2 separate regions of the Mus musculus genome follow, and region 2 is linked to region 1. Evidence: chromatin loops called from intact Hi-C (ENCODE). Cell type or tissue: heart. All regions are shown on one strand.

Region 1 (8,000 bases):
GTACAGAGTGAGGCAGGTACCTGCTGGTCCACAATGGCCTTCAGCATTCCCAACTAGCTCTCCACTGCTGCCCGTCCTGGAGACCTGACCTGGCTGGGACACCTCCCTGAACTGATGAAGGCACTACTGGCAATGGTTACTAACAAAAAGGTGTTGAAATTGAACACCTGAAAATCGACGGCTGTAGAATTTTCTAAGTGTACCACAATTTGGCACGACAACCAGAATAACAAAACAATTCCAATTTGGAATTTCACTGGTGCAGTTGTATAAAATTCTGTTAGTCAGTCATGCTTCACAATGTCCTAAAACCCAGAAAACTCTGGAATTTGTAGGTAATACTACTCATTCAATAATTTATGCTTTCAAGTGCCTATTACTGTTTTAACCAGAGCAAAGGTCAAGTTTTCTTCTTGTTACATTGAACTATTCCTAAGAATAATAATAATAATACAATATGAAAAACCCCAGAATTGGAATACCCTGGATTTCTTAATGAACATGGCATTTAAAATCTGTAATTTCAAACATGAACCACAATGCCGTGTCCTCTAAAGGCTGCTGAACCACAGCGTGGATACACTGGCCAGCTCCTTGCCGGGTCGGAGCCTCACCCGAAGTCTAGCTACACACCATGGAGCACAGCTCTACCTTGAGTTGACGCAGGTCAACACATCAGAGCCAGGACGGACAGCTACAGGACCATGAACACAGACCACGGCACTGGAGACCGTCTCTATGCAAGGAATTAAGGAAGCAAATATAATATCAAAATATCAAAAGTGCACAGGTTGATCGGATAAAAAAGGAGCATGTGTAATAAGGAGAGCCTGTGGCAGGCGTCCAGCAGGCCCCTAGAGAGCCTGGCAGCGCGGCGGCTGTGGAAGCAGGTTCTTCGGCCACACAGAGACCTTCCCAAGCAGCAGATTGCAGCATTCTCAATAGTAAAGCTTTTTTTTTTTTTTTCTCCCATTAAAAACTTGGGGAATGCTATTTTGAAAAGAATTACAGTGGCATATCCAAACATTTCTAAGTGGACTTTAGGCTGCCCTTCCTTCCTCTGCATGGGCCACAGGAGGGGAGGGGGAGGGGCTGCTGTGTGACAGGGCCGGGTGGCCGCCTCCTCCCAGCAGCTACTCTACAGCTGAAAACAGGAGAAAACAAGACAGCATTAGAAATCAGTCGAGAGCCACTCCCTGCTCACTGACAGCTAAAGCTCTTGTTCTGGGAGTGCGCGAGCACATTAGTTGGCAGAGGAGGCCTGCATGTGTGTTAGGGGATGGGGCTCCAAGTGTCCACAAAGCCCCATACAGTGTAAGAGAAGCTGCGTTCTGGCCCAAAGAGAAAGAAAGGCAGAAGGTTGGGTGGGCATGCGGGCAGCCATTCCCAGGATGGACATGCAAGGGACACGTGTGGCCTGTTCTGCCCCCAGTGTACGACCATGTGCTGCCAAGAATCTGAGCAGACTGGGGTACCCCAGGATCCAGGGGAGAGAAAGAGAAAGCTGTTTGAGAGACTACAGGGCCATATTGGATAGTAATTGTTCCACATCATGAAAGATGCCTTTCCACAGGGAGAGACAGCCAAGCAGCTATTATGGGAGATGGAGTCTCAAGACTAGATGCCCCATGGGGACAGGGAGAGAAATACTGAGCAGAGTCCTGTTTTACAACTCACTAAAGCACACACCTGATCTGATGCCACAGCTCCGCACTGACAGAGCATCTGGAAAAGGAGAGCCCTCGGAGGCCTTTCTTCCTTCTGTAGTATCCACAAACTGCACCGAGAACCACACAACTCTTACCTGCCAGTTTTGAGCACAGCTCCGGGCCCACAAAAAGTCCCCTAGCACACAGCTGGGCTCTACTGTGCCGTGCAGTTTGGTAGAGCACTAGTAGTTCTCAAAACACTGCTTCTTTGGGTCTGACAACTTCTAGGAAAAGACCCAAGCACAAGCTGCAGATCTCAAAGGACCAAATAATAGGCTCTGAACCAAGGACCAAGGTCTGACCAGGCACTTGGAACACTCTCGTCAAGAAAGAAAACCTAGGACCTCAGGCCCTGCTAATTTGTCACCTTTCAGGACACAGCAGCATGCGGATCTTTGAGATGGAGCAGCTGCGCTGTCTGCCTGGGCTATGGTTATCGTGTCTGAGGTGTGGGGGCTCACTGCAGAACACAGGCTGCAACCAGAGATGGTCCATTCCCTCTGGGACTGCCATCCTGGATGTGGTTAGCAGTGAGATGCTGCACAAACTACAAGGAAACTCTTCATGAAACTATGCCAGCCACAGCGAGCTAACCTAGGCTAGTCCTATGATGCAGGCTAGAGCCTCACAAAACTGCTTTCAAGTGCTGATATTAGACACATGCGAGCAACATGCAAGTTTCAACTCAGGTTCTGCCCCTGTGAGTGTCCAGGGAAGAACTCACCCTTGGGTTCCCTAACAGTGCCTGGAGGCCCTGGAAAACTTTCACTCCGCTGTCTTCCACAAAGGTGTGCAGCTTCACCCCTACTTTTGATACCAGCATCCCAAAGGACAGCAACTGACATGGTATATCCTGGGGGCGGGGCTGTGGCATGAAAAGCAGCACAAAGCTCAAAGTGTCCTGGTTACAGATGTACCCCAACGCTGCCACTTGCCTAGAGTGCCGCCCTCTGTGCGTTAGTCACGTTAGGAGCGGCCTAGCACTGCTGTCCCGCTGCTGCAGCTGGGTTAGTTGAGGTGAAGCGGACGTTAGGTGTGCGGCGCCCCACAGCCCTAATCACAGTAAATGCTGTGCTTCTCGCTGCAGAACACCTGGTTGGCCAGCCCGGCGCCCTCCGCCCTCTCGCTGGCGCAGGCGCAGGTGTGACTTACGCTCGGTGAGGCTGGCTTGGCCTTGGAGGCGGCCTTGCTGCGGCCCCTGCGGGTCTGTTCATGGTCCAGCTCCAGCAGCTCCAGCCGCTGGGTGAGCGCCAGCTTCTGCTGGATGGCCATGCGCAACAGAGAGTTAAGGGTCTTCTTCTCGTCCTCGGCAGCTGCCAGCTGCCGCTGCATCTCATCCAGCTGTGTGATGTATTCGTCACACCTGTGGAGACAAAGCACAGCTGAGAGGCTGAGAGGGAGAGCAGGCCCGGGTGCCCACTGCACTCCAAGGCATCTCTCCTGGAGCCTGAGCTGGGGCCAGAGCTGGTGAAGCTTGTTCTGGTTCCTGGTGCAAAGGCTCCTTTGGAATAAGGCCATGGCCAGGACGAGAGAGGCAGTGCTCAAACAGAACAGCAAGGTTACCTTCAACTCAGTGGTACTGCATTTGTTTCTTTGCAGGGAGAGAGGGCAGAAGGCTTGGGGAGTGCTGGCTACTTTCTATGTTAGCCTGACATAGAGACTATAGTCATTTGGGAAGAGGGTACCTCAATTGAGAAAATACCTCTGCCAGATTGGTCTTTGGGTAAGCCAGTGATACATTCTCTTAATTAGTGATGTGGGAAGGCCCAGCTCACCATGGTGGGGCCATGCCTGGGTCCTGGGTGTTGTTAGAAAGCAGGCTGAGCAAGCCACGAGGAGCATGCAAGTAAGCAGCACCCCTCCATGGCCTCTGCACCGGCTCCTGCCCTAACTTCCCTAGCTGATTAACTAGAAGCTATCAGGTAAAATACACTCCCCAAGTAGTTTTGGGCCATGGTATTTCATTACAGCAACCCTAAGACATGGGGGTATTTGTTTGCAGGCTTGAAGTGGTTCTGATAAGCAAGGCTTGGCGCTCATCCATTTGACTTTCTTCCAGTAAGCTCTCTCCCACTTTAAGAACAAAAAGGTATCTCAGATACTGGGACATCACTAGCTCCCAGGATCTGGGTGTAAACTGAGAGAGGACTGAGCTTGATCCTACTGCAAACCGTAGCTGGTGGTTAGTAAGCCTTTGCTGAGTGACAATCAGAGCACCCAAGCCTCCACCTGCTGTGATGCAGCATGCCCCACCCCCATCGAGTGGAGGGAGAGAGCCTGGCCAAGGTTCCCTGGGTGACACCGGCACACCTGCCTAGTTTGGGTCTGGTGGAATCTTAAGACACTGGGCAAGTGTCTCTAGAGGTGGTGGTGGACACATGGGCTCTAAGCACTGCCCTTCTGCTACCCATGGCTCTGCTTTACCCACACCCTGCTGGTGCCTAAGAGCTCCCCTCAGAGACTACATACTGTCTTCCTCATATGTTTGAAATCCCGGATTCACCAGAAAAGTCAGGTCTTTATAAACAGAACAAACTTCAAAGGTTATGATTTGTACAAGATGCTGAGGAATTACAAGAATTCTTTCCTAATCCCACCAAGGGGGTAGGGTGGGGTAGGGTTTGGGGTGGGAGTGGGGGTGGGCTGCAGAGGGAAGAAGAGTTCCATGAGTTCTAGGCCAGCCTGATCCACATAGCAAGTTCCTGGGCTACATAGTGAGACCTGTCTCAAAAAAATGTTTTTCTTCCCCTAAGATCTGGTAGGAAATGTCCAGAGAAATGCTGGACTCTTCTGCTTGTGCCTGCCTTGGCAGGACCTACCTGCAGGGATGCTAAGAGACTGGGGCTGGAGGGAGGGAAACAGGTCCTGGCCCATCCTGTCTCAGCTTCTTCACACTTTACAGGAAACAGCCAGCTGACCCAGTTTCGGTGCTCAGCCTTGCCATCCCCACACTGTCATTCCAACACTGAGCAGCAGGTGGCACCACCTGTCTTTGGAGGGTGATAGGCAGGGGCCTTGTTTTCCACCCTTTAAGACTGCTCTTTCCCAGGCCACAGGAAGAACCCCCAGGGGAGAGGAAGGAAACTGCATAACCCCAGGCCTAAAGCTCGCTTGCCCATCCCTGACAGGAAGGCTGGGAATGGATGGCAAACTGGCTGCGTTGGAGCCCTGACTACACTACAGGAGAGGAATAACAAACTAGTCTGGGCCGCATCTGTCACCACTGGTAACTAGACCTCAAAACTGTACTCCCCATCCCCTGAGCTCACTCCCTTAGCCCTTTGCTTCTAGGACTCCTATGCTCAAAGCACAGGAAATGGAGCATCCAGGGTCATGAAGAGGGAAATGGGAACAGGGAAATGGATGCACACCTCTGCTGAATGTCTACCAAAATGGCACTGCCTACAAGAGGCACGGGAGGCTGGGGAGCAGCCACCTGAGGGCCCTGGGACCGCATAAACTTTCCTCCTCCTCAGTCGAGAAGGGCAGCCCCACACACATGCTGGGACTGGGCTGTAGTCTCCAAACCTTGAGCTGTGTTGGGGGCCTGGCAGGGCTACTACAGTGCTGAACCAACAGGCCTGTGGGACTCTGGAATGAGGCTGGAGGCTGTGGGTAAGGCTAACAGGTAGCTCCAGGGAAGAGAGGCTGCAGAAGGGAGAGTATCACAGTGTAGCAGGTACCTGGTGGCAAACATGGCACGCAGGGAGGAGAAGGTGGCTGCGTCTTCCTTGAGGGCCTTGAGCTCGTTCCGTAGCTTCATCATGGTCTCGGTCACCATGGCCTTCTCGTTCTCATACTTGCTCTTCAGGTTGGCCAGGGCCACCTCAGCTGTCTGGGGGACAGAGAAGTAGAAAGTGGGGTGGTGAAGGGTGTAAGGCCCTGTGTTCAAGGTGGAAACCCTGGGCCCAAGGTGGAACTGCTGACCATGAAAAATTCTCTGAAAAAAATTTTTTCTCATGCAGCTGTCGGGACAAAATGCTAGCCATGCTCCTGGCATGCCAGTTTGCCTCAGTAAGTCCTAGCTTCAACCCTGATTAGCAAGGAAGAATGATGCACCATAGACTCTGTCCTGGAGAACCCACAGGGCACTCAGACCACTGCTCTCTGTTACCACAGCGTGAGCAACTGTAAGGTGGACAGAAGCAGCAGTACTTAATGACTGAAAAGCTCTGGCTAAAGCACCCTCTAATCCCCACACTCACTCCATCCCCTGGCTGGAAGCCCTGAGGAAGGAGACAGCAGCAACAAGGTGATGGCACAGGCCTAGGGGCTGTGGCAGCAGTGGGCAGTGATCCCTCCCAACAGCAGGCTCTGGAGGCAGCGCCCCCCAGCAGGCTCTGGTGGCAGCGCCCCCTCCCACTCCTCTCACCTGCTTGTTGGCCTTGAGCACGGTGCGCAGTGTGGTGATCTGCTCCCGCTTGGTACTCAGCAGGGACTTCAGCTTGAGGATCTCCTCCATGAGTGCTTCCTTGTCCTTGTCCACAGCAGGGCCCAGCTCCTGCGAGGCAATCCGCTGCCGGGACAGCTCGGTCGTACGGTCCACGGCTGCCTGCAGGTGCTTGATCTGGTCTCGGATGATGGCGATCAGGTTGTAGATGTTCATAGGTTCCCGGCGGGGGTCACTCAGAGGTGACGGCAGTGAAGAACTGGGTGAAGGACTGTTGTCCCCAGTCCCACCATCTGCTCGGCCCACCTCTGTGGCCAACAGCCCCTTGGGCAAGAGGACAGGTGACCGGCGCCCGCGGCCCTCTGGGCTGGTGCGGCCAGCCTTGCCCTGGCCCTCACGATAATAGTCGAGCATGACACGGTTGGGCGTCTCGTTGTTGCACATGCACACATGGTGGTAGAGGTTGGCCAGCTCCTCGCTGAAGGTCACCAGCTCATCCTGAGCCACATTCAGGCTGCCCTGGGTCTCACCAGCCACATCGCTCACCTTCTTCAGCTCCTTTTCCAGATGGGCCAGCAGCTCTCGGTCCTGGTGGCTAGCCTTCTCCAGCAGAGAGATCTTCTCAGTGAGTGCCTGGCCCTCAGCCTCATACCGGCCCTTTTCTTCTGCGTGCTGGGCTTCGCGAGCTTCGTGTGTGCTGCGCAACGCCTTGAGCTGCTCCCGGAGCTCGCCAGCCTCAGCCACAGCCACGTGGTACTTGCAGGCCAGGATCTCAGGCCCATTGATGTCCACCTCATAGTAGTCACCGTCTTCGTGGCTGTCACGGTCCTTCTCATTATCCAACGAGGTCTGTCGCTCCTTGCCAGCCTGCAGGCGCCGGAGGGCACTAAGGTTCTCTGTGAGACGATTCACCTTCTCATGCTGCTCAGAGAGGGTTCCCCGAGCCTGCTCCAGCTGCTTCTGTGTGTCCTGCAGTGTTGCCAGCAGGCCCACCTTCTCCCGCTCCATCTGCAAAGGTAGTTATAGCAGGAAAACAGGTCAACAAGGCTTAGAAGACTCTAGGATGACCAAACAACATCTCATGCTGAGCCAGATGGGCCAAGGGCTATGTAAATTCCCTGCCCATGCCACTTGTTGACAGCAGACTGGACAGAATTCACCACAGCGACCATGACTATCACCAACAATAGTGCTCATCCATAAGAGGTCACTAAACATGTGCTGGGGTGGAGCTGGGTTTCATTTGTGGAACTCTGGGTCCAGGGCATGCTGGCAGGGTCCCTAAGTGTCCCAGCTCTCCGCCACTTCCCTTTCTCATGTTGTGGAGAACACTCATTTATAGATCAACAGTAAACTTTCAGATATGACGATGTATGGCCCTGCAAAGACTCTAGCTGTGGTCTGTAGGTAGGAGTTACACGAGGGACAGGTCACCTCACCCATACATGATTTGGGTAGCAAAGGGAGCAGCATGGGTACCAAGGTACTAAACCTTACACAGTAATCAGGAACCTACTCCTCTGGGACACTACTCTTTACCAGTAAGAATTTCATGTATGGTATGAGGAAGTTAAAGGCAGCTACATGTCACAAAAGCACAGCTTACAGTGTTGCAAAAGGCACGGGGAGAGGGAGGGATGGGGCATGAGGCTCTGCGCGCTCACCTGCACCAGCTGCTGTTTCAGCTTCTGGATCTCAGATATGTGGAGCTCACTGAGCAGGTCAGAGACGAGGCTGGGGGAGGGTGGAGCTAGGCCATCCTTCCTGGGTGTGGATGTCTTGTTGTCCAAGGATGATTTGACCAAGCCACTGTGCTCAAAGCCATTGACCAGGGCTTCGGCGTCATTGTTGGGCTCTGCGGTGACAGTATCATCACTGAACTTGAGGCCATCTAAGGAGAC
Region 2 (8,000 bases), 260 kb before region 1:
CTGCCTCTGCCTCCCGAGTGCTGGGATTAAAGGCATGCGCCACCACGCCCGGCTTTTTTTTTTTTTTTTTTTTCCTGCAAATCTTTCCCTCCTTTTTTTTTTCATGTATATGCCAAGAATCTAACATAGGTACTAATACAAGGCAAAAACTCAGCCAACTAACCAACCCTGTTCTTTTCCTTTCCTTTAAAAAAAAAAAAAGTCTGTTCAAGTTTTTTAAAAGTACTAAAGAACTTTTTGAGTGTGAATTTGCTGCGAATTCATCCCATTTAGCAAATGGATTGATCTGAAGCAAATTACGTACAAAGGTGATTTTTACTAAAAGAAAGCATTTCCTTCTATTTCATTTAATAATTCTAATTATTGACTTTCACATTCTGGTTTCTACTTTACACAATGGCATAACACGCATGGATTAAAATGAGATGTGGTAGCCAGGCATGGTAGCATATGTCTTTAATCCCAGCACTGGGGAGTCAGAGGCAGATGGATCTCTGTGAGTTGGAAGGTCAGCCTTGTCTACAAAGCAAGTCCAAGACTGCCAGGGCTACACAGAGAAAGCCTGTCTTGGGGAAAAAAAAAATGAGATGTGGTTTGGTTGCATTCTGGGGAATGAATTCAAAGAGGCTAGAAGAGAATGCTAGGATTTTTCAGTAAAATGTCTTTGGATGGTGGCATGTAGTTTGCTTTTCCTTCCTGCTTCTGTGTATTCCCAATTTTCTGGAAAAGTAAACTTCATGACTGCAATGAAAAAAAATTTGTTCAAAATTTAAAAGTATGTAAGTTTCTGGACAGTAGTGGTGCACGCCCTTAATCCCAGCACTTGGGAGGCAGAGGCAGACGGATTTCTGAGCTCAAGGCCAGCCTGGTCTTCAGAGGACAGGACAGCCAGGACAGCCAGGGCTATACAGAGAAACCCTGTCTCGAAAAAAAAAATGTATGTAAGGTAAAGTTTTTTGTTTATACTTATATGCAATCTATATATTTATTGTATACTTTTATAATGAAAAAAAAAACTTAGATTCAAATACAGTATGTATATGAGCCTGAGCTGCTTGTCTACAAAATAAAGGGACCTATGTTATTTTTAAGATTCCATTCAAGATTCATCTTGTAGTTTTGGCCCTTTTACTACTTTTTAAAATTATGTTTGTATATTTAGTATGTGTTTGTGTTGACCCACATGTACTAAAGTACTTGTGTCAAAGTGAGAGGACAAATTGAAGGAGTTGGAGTTGGTTCTTTCCTTTCACTATGTGGGTTTCAGATATCAAAGTTGGATTGTTAAGCTTCGTGCCAAGTGTTTTGATCCCACTAAGCCATCTTACCAGACTGTCCCATTCAAACATTGAGATGATATTGAAAATTTTCAAAAAGATAGGCAAGATGGATGACCCAGCAAATAAAGCCACTAACACCCAGCCTATAATAATGACCAGAGTTCATTTCTTGGAACCCATATAATGGAGGAAGAAAACTGATTCCTCAGGTTGTCCTCTGATTTCCATATGTATATCTCTCTCTCACACATGCGCGCACGCACGCGCGCACACACACACACACACACACACACACACGAAAAAATTCAAAATAAAGGCTGGGTCTGATGGTATATGCCTTTTTTTTTTCCCCTCCGAGACAGGGTTTCTCTGTATTGCCTGTCTATCCTGGAACTCACTCTGTAGACCAGGATGGCCTTGAACTCAGAAATCCGCCTGCCTCTGCCTCCCAAGTGCTGGGATTAAAGGTGTGCACCACCATTGCCCGGCATGTATTTTTTGTATGTGTATATTTTTCTTAAGTATTGATATACTTGAGAACTTGACAGTATAAATTTTTAGTAATCCCATTTTGTAAGACCAATTACTGTGACAAGACCCTTCCAGCTATTTTAAAGTGATTACTAATATATATTTTCATACATCTACACACAAGTAGATATTCACTTAAAAATATTGAAGATTCCACCAAGAGTACTTTTATGTTAATATCTGTAGAAATATGTTTATATTTGACTGTACCATGATAAACCAGTGCAGGCTGGATTAGTTTAAGTAAAATAAAACACTAATTTTACCTTTAAAAAAAAGCATTGAAGAAAACTATTCTTTTAAAGTATTTTATTTTCTAATTAATAGATACAAAGAAAGTTCTACAGAAACACAGATTATCAGGAAATTGCAACATGGTGACATTTCAACTGGAATTTGAGGTTCTGGAAATGGAGGTAACTGTAGCTTGCTGTGATAACAGATTTTTTCCCTATGAGAAACAGTTCCTATCCACTTCATTCACTTCAGTGTCACCCTCAGCATTACCAATGTGACCAAGAAAATACAGTGTGGAGTTTCAAAGTTGAACAAAATACAGTTGTTGATTCAAAATACATTTTTCTCTTTTTTTGCATTTTTATTAGGTATTTAGCTCATTTACATCTCCAATGCTATACCAAAAGTCCCCCATAACCACCCCCCCCACTCCCCTACCCACCCACTCCCCCTTTTTGGCCCTGGCGTTCCCCTGTACTGGGGCATATAAAGTTTGCGTGTCCAATGGGCCTCTCTTTCCAGTGATGGCCGACTAGGCCATCTTTTGATACATATGCAGCTAGAGACAAGAGCTCCGGGGTACTGCTTAGTTCATAATGTTGTTCCACCTATAGGGTTGCAGTTCCCTTTAGTTCCTTGGGTGCTTTCTCTAGTTCCTCCATTGGGGGCCCTGTGATCCATCCATTAGCTGACTGTGAGCATCCACTTCTGTGTTTGCTAGTCCCTGGCATAGTGTCACAAGAGACAGCTATATCTGGGTCCTTTCAGCAAAATCTTGCTACATTTTTCATGTCAAAAGTTGTGTTCTTATTAGTGGGGCTGCTTAAGATTCAAATAAAATATTTTAGCTTCACTTTAACATACTTTTGTTACCATAGGCCACTGAAATTCAGAGCAAGAAAGTGTTAGGCACAGCTAACAGGTTTTTCTGCGTAAATGTACTTTAGGGATACAGAAAGATATGAGAAGAACTGTTAACATTCTTTGGAAGACTACAAAGAGACTGTATTGTTGTTCACTTTTAAATTATGCAGGCATTTGATGACTGCCTGGTTTTGCTAATAATGTGCTGCAGAAAGTGGCTTCCCTTGGCTCTGTTGAGAGCACTCATTGTCTCTCTGAGCCTTTTAGATTTTATGACTCTTAAAGAATCACTCTCAAGTAAGATGTTGGAAAGAATTGCAGATAGTTGTGGAATTAACAGGACCTGAGGGATCAGATATATAGTCCTTGCCAATAGTTATAGTTATTGGTTGGAAAAAGGGGGACAAGGGCCTTTTAAAATTTTGTTACTTAGAATTCTGATAAAATGAAATCTTCTGTTTTTGTTTTACTTTAGTGGAGTTTATATGTTTGTGTATAGAGGGATAAAATCTTGCTATGAACCTTGTTCAACTTGACCTTAAACTTATGTTCCATCTGCTTCAGTCCCCTAAGTATTTGGATGCCAGTCGTGTGCTGCCACACTTACTGTGTAGGTACTAGAAGTCTTTTATACAATTACTAGGTGAGAAACTGAAGAGATGACTCAGCAGTTTAGAGTACTTGTTACTCTGAAACTGGGATCAGTTTCTGACATCACATAATAGCTCACAACTATCTGAAACTACAGTTCCAAAGAATTGATGTCCTCTTCTGCCTGAATGTACATGGTATACATGTAGGAAAAACACTCATATACTTAAAATAAATCTTTAAAAAATTAGAATTGCTAGGTCAATGGAAATGTACACAAAAATTTGATTGGTAAACTTAGATATCTTCTAAAATGGTTTTACCATTGTGCTGGTTAATTTTTAGTGTCCACTTAACACAACCTAGAATCAACTGGGAAGGAAGAGAGAATTTTGAGGTCATACTGGCCTGGGAGCATATCTGTGGGGGATTGTTTTGAATGATGTAGATGTCACTGTGGGTGGCACCATCCCTAGGCAGATGGTCCTGAACTGTATAAGAAAGACAGCTGAGCACAGCCCAGTGAGCAGCCCAATAAGCAGCATTCCTCCATGGTTTCTGTGGTAAGTTCCTGCCCTCACTTCCCTGCATGATGAACTGTGACCTGAAATTGTAAATTTTTTTTCTCTTACAAGTTGCTTTTGAAAATGTTGTTTATCACAGCAACAGAAAAGAAACCTAAAACAAACGGTTTTGTTTATTTTTGGTTTTGTTTGTTTGAGACAGGGTTTCTCTGTGTAGCCCTGGCTATCCTGAAACTAGCTCTGAAGACCAGGCTGGCCTTGAACTCAGAAATCTGCCTGCCTCTGCCCTCCAAGGGCTGGGATTCAAGATGTGTGTTGCCATTACCCTGCTTGTTGTATATGTTTTTACATTTAAAATTGCTAGGAAAAAAAATAAAGACAGAGAGAGCAGCAGTGTGTTGGTTATTCTTTCCCTAAAATCAAACATTCCACTAGAGGGAGACATTTAGCTGTCAGAAAATTAAAAGATTTAAATAACATGCTTATTATAAATGCTTATTTTTCCAAAATAAATATTACTACAATTTTAAACCAAAATGCTGGTCCTACTTAGGGTTACTAATGCAGTGATAAAACACCATGACAAAAGCAAGTTGGAGGAGGAAAGTTTGGTTTACACTTACACATCACTGTTCACCATCGAAGGAAGTCAGGCAGGGTAGGGTCCTGGAGGTAGGAGCTGATTGAAAGGCTGTGGAGGGTAACTGCTTCCTGGCTTAGGCACGGCTTGCTCATTCTGCTTTCTTATAGAAGCCAAGACCACTACCCCAGGGGTTGCATAGCCCACAGTAGTCTGGGCCCTCCCCCACAGATAACTAAGAAAGCTGCCTACAGCTGGATCATATGGAGGCATTCTCTTAATTGAGGTTCCCTCCTCTTGGATGGCTTTAGCTTTTGTCAAGTTGACATAATACTAACTGGCACAGTGCCCTTAAGTTCTATTAGTAGAATGTTTGAAACAAAGATGGGAAAATCTATGTAGAGAGTATGAGTCATTTCTTCTGTTGATGCAATTCTTGTCAAAGGTGTTTGGAACATAGAATTAATTTCCTCCAGTTGACTGAATGCTTGTGAATCGTTTTAAGACCATCAGAACAAGTGTGCACACAATATCAGCTTCCCATAGTCCTTGCAGTATAAGTCAGATGGGTGGGAGTTTGTAGGATGCTAAAGGGTATTTATATAACTTCTAACCTTGAAACAAAAGTGCTAAAAAGTAAGCACTTTTTAAATGAAGAGAATATTATTTCATCATGAAAGACTTTAAAAGTAACCCATTTATTTGAATATTTTAACCCAAATATTGAAATCTTAATATGTTGTCTTTCACGTTGGTGCAGATTTGTGAAAGCAAAGAAGGTATCTCTCAGCCCAGAAAGGCTTGACCCAAGAACTAAGGTGACTGACTACTAATCAACAGTAGCAAAAAGTCAACCTGAAACAGTGTCTTAACTCTTCTTTTTTTCTTTCTTTCTTTTTTTTTAATTTAGAAGCTGTGCATACTTTTTAAATGCTCAACAGCACCTGATTATTAATATAAACAGATTCCAGAATCAAGGCAGAGAAAGAAAACAATGGACTTTGTCTGCCATGTGACCCAGATGGGGCAGTGCAACCCAGATGGGAGTGTCTTAAGCTCTTAAGGGTCATGTCAATGTTAGATAAAGTAAGTGGCAGACAAAGGAGGAATAAGCAAAGTAAAGCAGATTTGTTAAGGAAAAATGAGACATTATAGAAAAGTTAGAGAACTCAAGAAAGGCAGAAAGTGCCAAGCTGTGTGTCTAGTGGCTGCTTCTAGGGCTTATGACAGAAACTGGACAGAGACTGAGATAATTTTGTTGCAGTTTGCTCATTCTCTAGGTATTCTCTCCTTGGGCCAAGCAGAAGGGGAGCAAACAGGCTCTGCATGATGACCACATACTCTTTGCCCAATTATGGTAGTGACTGCTCACTGAAGCCCATTTCTGACCATGTTTAAGTTTCTTTATTAGTGTCCAACCTTTTTGGATCTGCTGGCTGCCACTAACTTTGGCTACCATTGCAAGTTGCTCACCCTGCATCTGTTGCTGGGTCCAACTCTGTCTTCCATTATGCTGCCTGTTGATTGAATTCTTTGTATCTATCCATGCTGATTTGACCACCTAGCAGTTTAACCACAGACTTTTCCCCTCACTGCCTATGAGAAACTGACTCCTGTCTTAAAAGCATATACAGTTTGCAAAATTAATATCTTTCTAAATATTTTTGGTGATAAACTGATAGGGATAAGGTTGAGACAAGGTCTCTCACACTGTAGCCCAGGCTTATTTAGAACTCACCATGTAGCCCAGGCTGGTCACTTACTTGTGCCAGTCCTCCAGCTTCAGGACTCAGGAATGCTGGCATTGCAGGTATGAGCTACCACACCTGATTCTGGGGCTCCTTTCTTAGGTATTTCTATTCCTAGTTCTTAAGTTAACAAAAATTCGCTGAGACCTCCTATTAAAAGAACATGATAGAAAAAAGTGACCTGTTCAGACTGCAAGGATGTTAAGGTCAGGGGTGTCTATAAGGCCATTTCCCTTATTTATCAGTTCAGAAGTGACATGGTTAACAGGACCAATGGCAGGGCAGAAGTTAGCTTCATGCTGGCTAAACACACACTACAACTTGGTAAGAGATGTGCAGGTTAGGGCACTGAATCCCAAACTGACCTGCCTGTGCTGATGAGTGAAAGACCAAAATCTAACACACACGCACACACGCACATGTGCAGGGAGGGAGAGAGGGAGTTTTGTTTCCCCCTAGCCTTTCTATGTTTTCTTTTTAAAGATTATATTTATTTACTTACTTATTTACTTTACTTTGTGTGTGTGTATGCCATGTCTGTGCTTGGTGCCCATGGCGTCCAGGAGGCAGCATTGGATCCTGTGGAATTGGCATGAAAGAGGCCGTGACTCATCGTGAGGGTGCAGAGAACTGAAGGGAGGTTCTCTGCAAGGGCACACACGCTGTTAACCCTTCAATATCCTATTTTTTTTCCTTAAGATAATTTTTTAAAATAAAGCTACATTGAGATAAACCTTTTATTTTTTCCTCTTTTTTTCAGCCCTAAGGAAGCATTAATCTGCTTTTTATTTATTTCCTACTTTGAATATTTCATGGAAATGGAAACACATGACATTTGGTTTCTTGTGTCTGCCTTCATTTTTATTTATCATGTTTTCAAGGCTCACTTGGTAATAGCATGTGTTAGTACTTTGGTGGGGCAGAAGTAATATTCCATATGCAGATGTACTGCTTTTTGCCCATTTCTGCAGTTGGTGAAGTTGTTTTCTCTTTTGGACGTTCTGACTACTGCTGTATAAACACTCGTGGGAAGGTTTCCAGTGGTTATGTGGGTTTGTTTGGCTGTATGACTAGGGTCAAATGGAACTGCTGGGTAGTGATGGTGTGTCCATCATTTCCTCTGTGAGTCTGATGAGACCCACATAGGTAAGAACTTACATGTTTAATACAGTGTATTAACCCCTGACAATTAACAAATGAGAAAAATTAAATTTAACATTTTCAGACCAATATGACTATCAATTTCTGTATAGTGCCAAACTGAGATACCTTATTTCAAAGTTGGCAGCGTAGCTAAAGTTGACAAGGATCCATATTGTAATATGTGTATATACATATTTGTATATGTATATATATTTATTTAAGGGACAATGATAATAGTATGTTATGTATCAATAGATTACTATTTGTATATTGCTTTGGAGAAATTTCTATTCAAGTCCTTTGTCCAATTTTTTTTTTAAGATTTATTTATTTATTATATGTAAGTACACTGTAGCTGTCTTCAGACACTCCAGAAGAGGGAGTCTGATCTCCTTACGGATGGTTGTGAGCCACCATGTGGTTGCTGGGATTTGAACTCCAGACCTTTGGAAGAGCAGTCGGGTGCTCTTACCCACTGAGCCATCTCACCAGCCCCTCCTTT

What was found. Hi-C counts contacts between places; a loop is a spot of excess contacts. Peaks named below come from ENCODE experiments on the same cell type or tissue, not always from the same donor. Only the 100,000 strongest peaks of a DNase experiment are listed, where the experiment ranks them.
Region 2: it touches region 1 in a loop (3-fold over the local background); 3 of 42 quality-filtered maps call a loop at or near these places.

The regions. Positions count from the first base shown.
Region 1 is chr13:49,378,115-49,386,114 of GRCm38, reverse strand. It overlaps Bicd2 (BICD cargo adaptor 2), which reads right to left. Exons shown (of 7, transcript NM_001039179.2): 4 at 7,764-8,000; 5 at 6,082-7,107; 6 at 5,393-5,544; 7 at 1-3,072. The coding sequence ends at 2,763. Among named protein-coding and RNA genes, the nearest start is that of Ippk, 39 kb to the left of the region's middle. In heart, a CTCF peak has its summit at 4,681 (motif pointing right); DNase peaks (open chromatin) are centred at 2,914 and 4,704; H3K27ac peaks cover 510 bases.
Region 2 is chr13:49,641,793-49,649,792 of GRCm38, reverse strand. Cenpp (centromere protein P) reads left to right here. Exons shown (of 8, transcript NM_025495.3): 3 at 2,139-2,227. Among named protein-coding and RNA genes, the nearest start is that of Cenpp, 6.9 kb to the left of the region's middle. In heart, a CTCF peak has its summit at 4,461 (motif pointing right); a DNase peak (open chromatin) is centred at 4,772.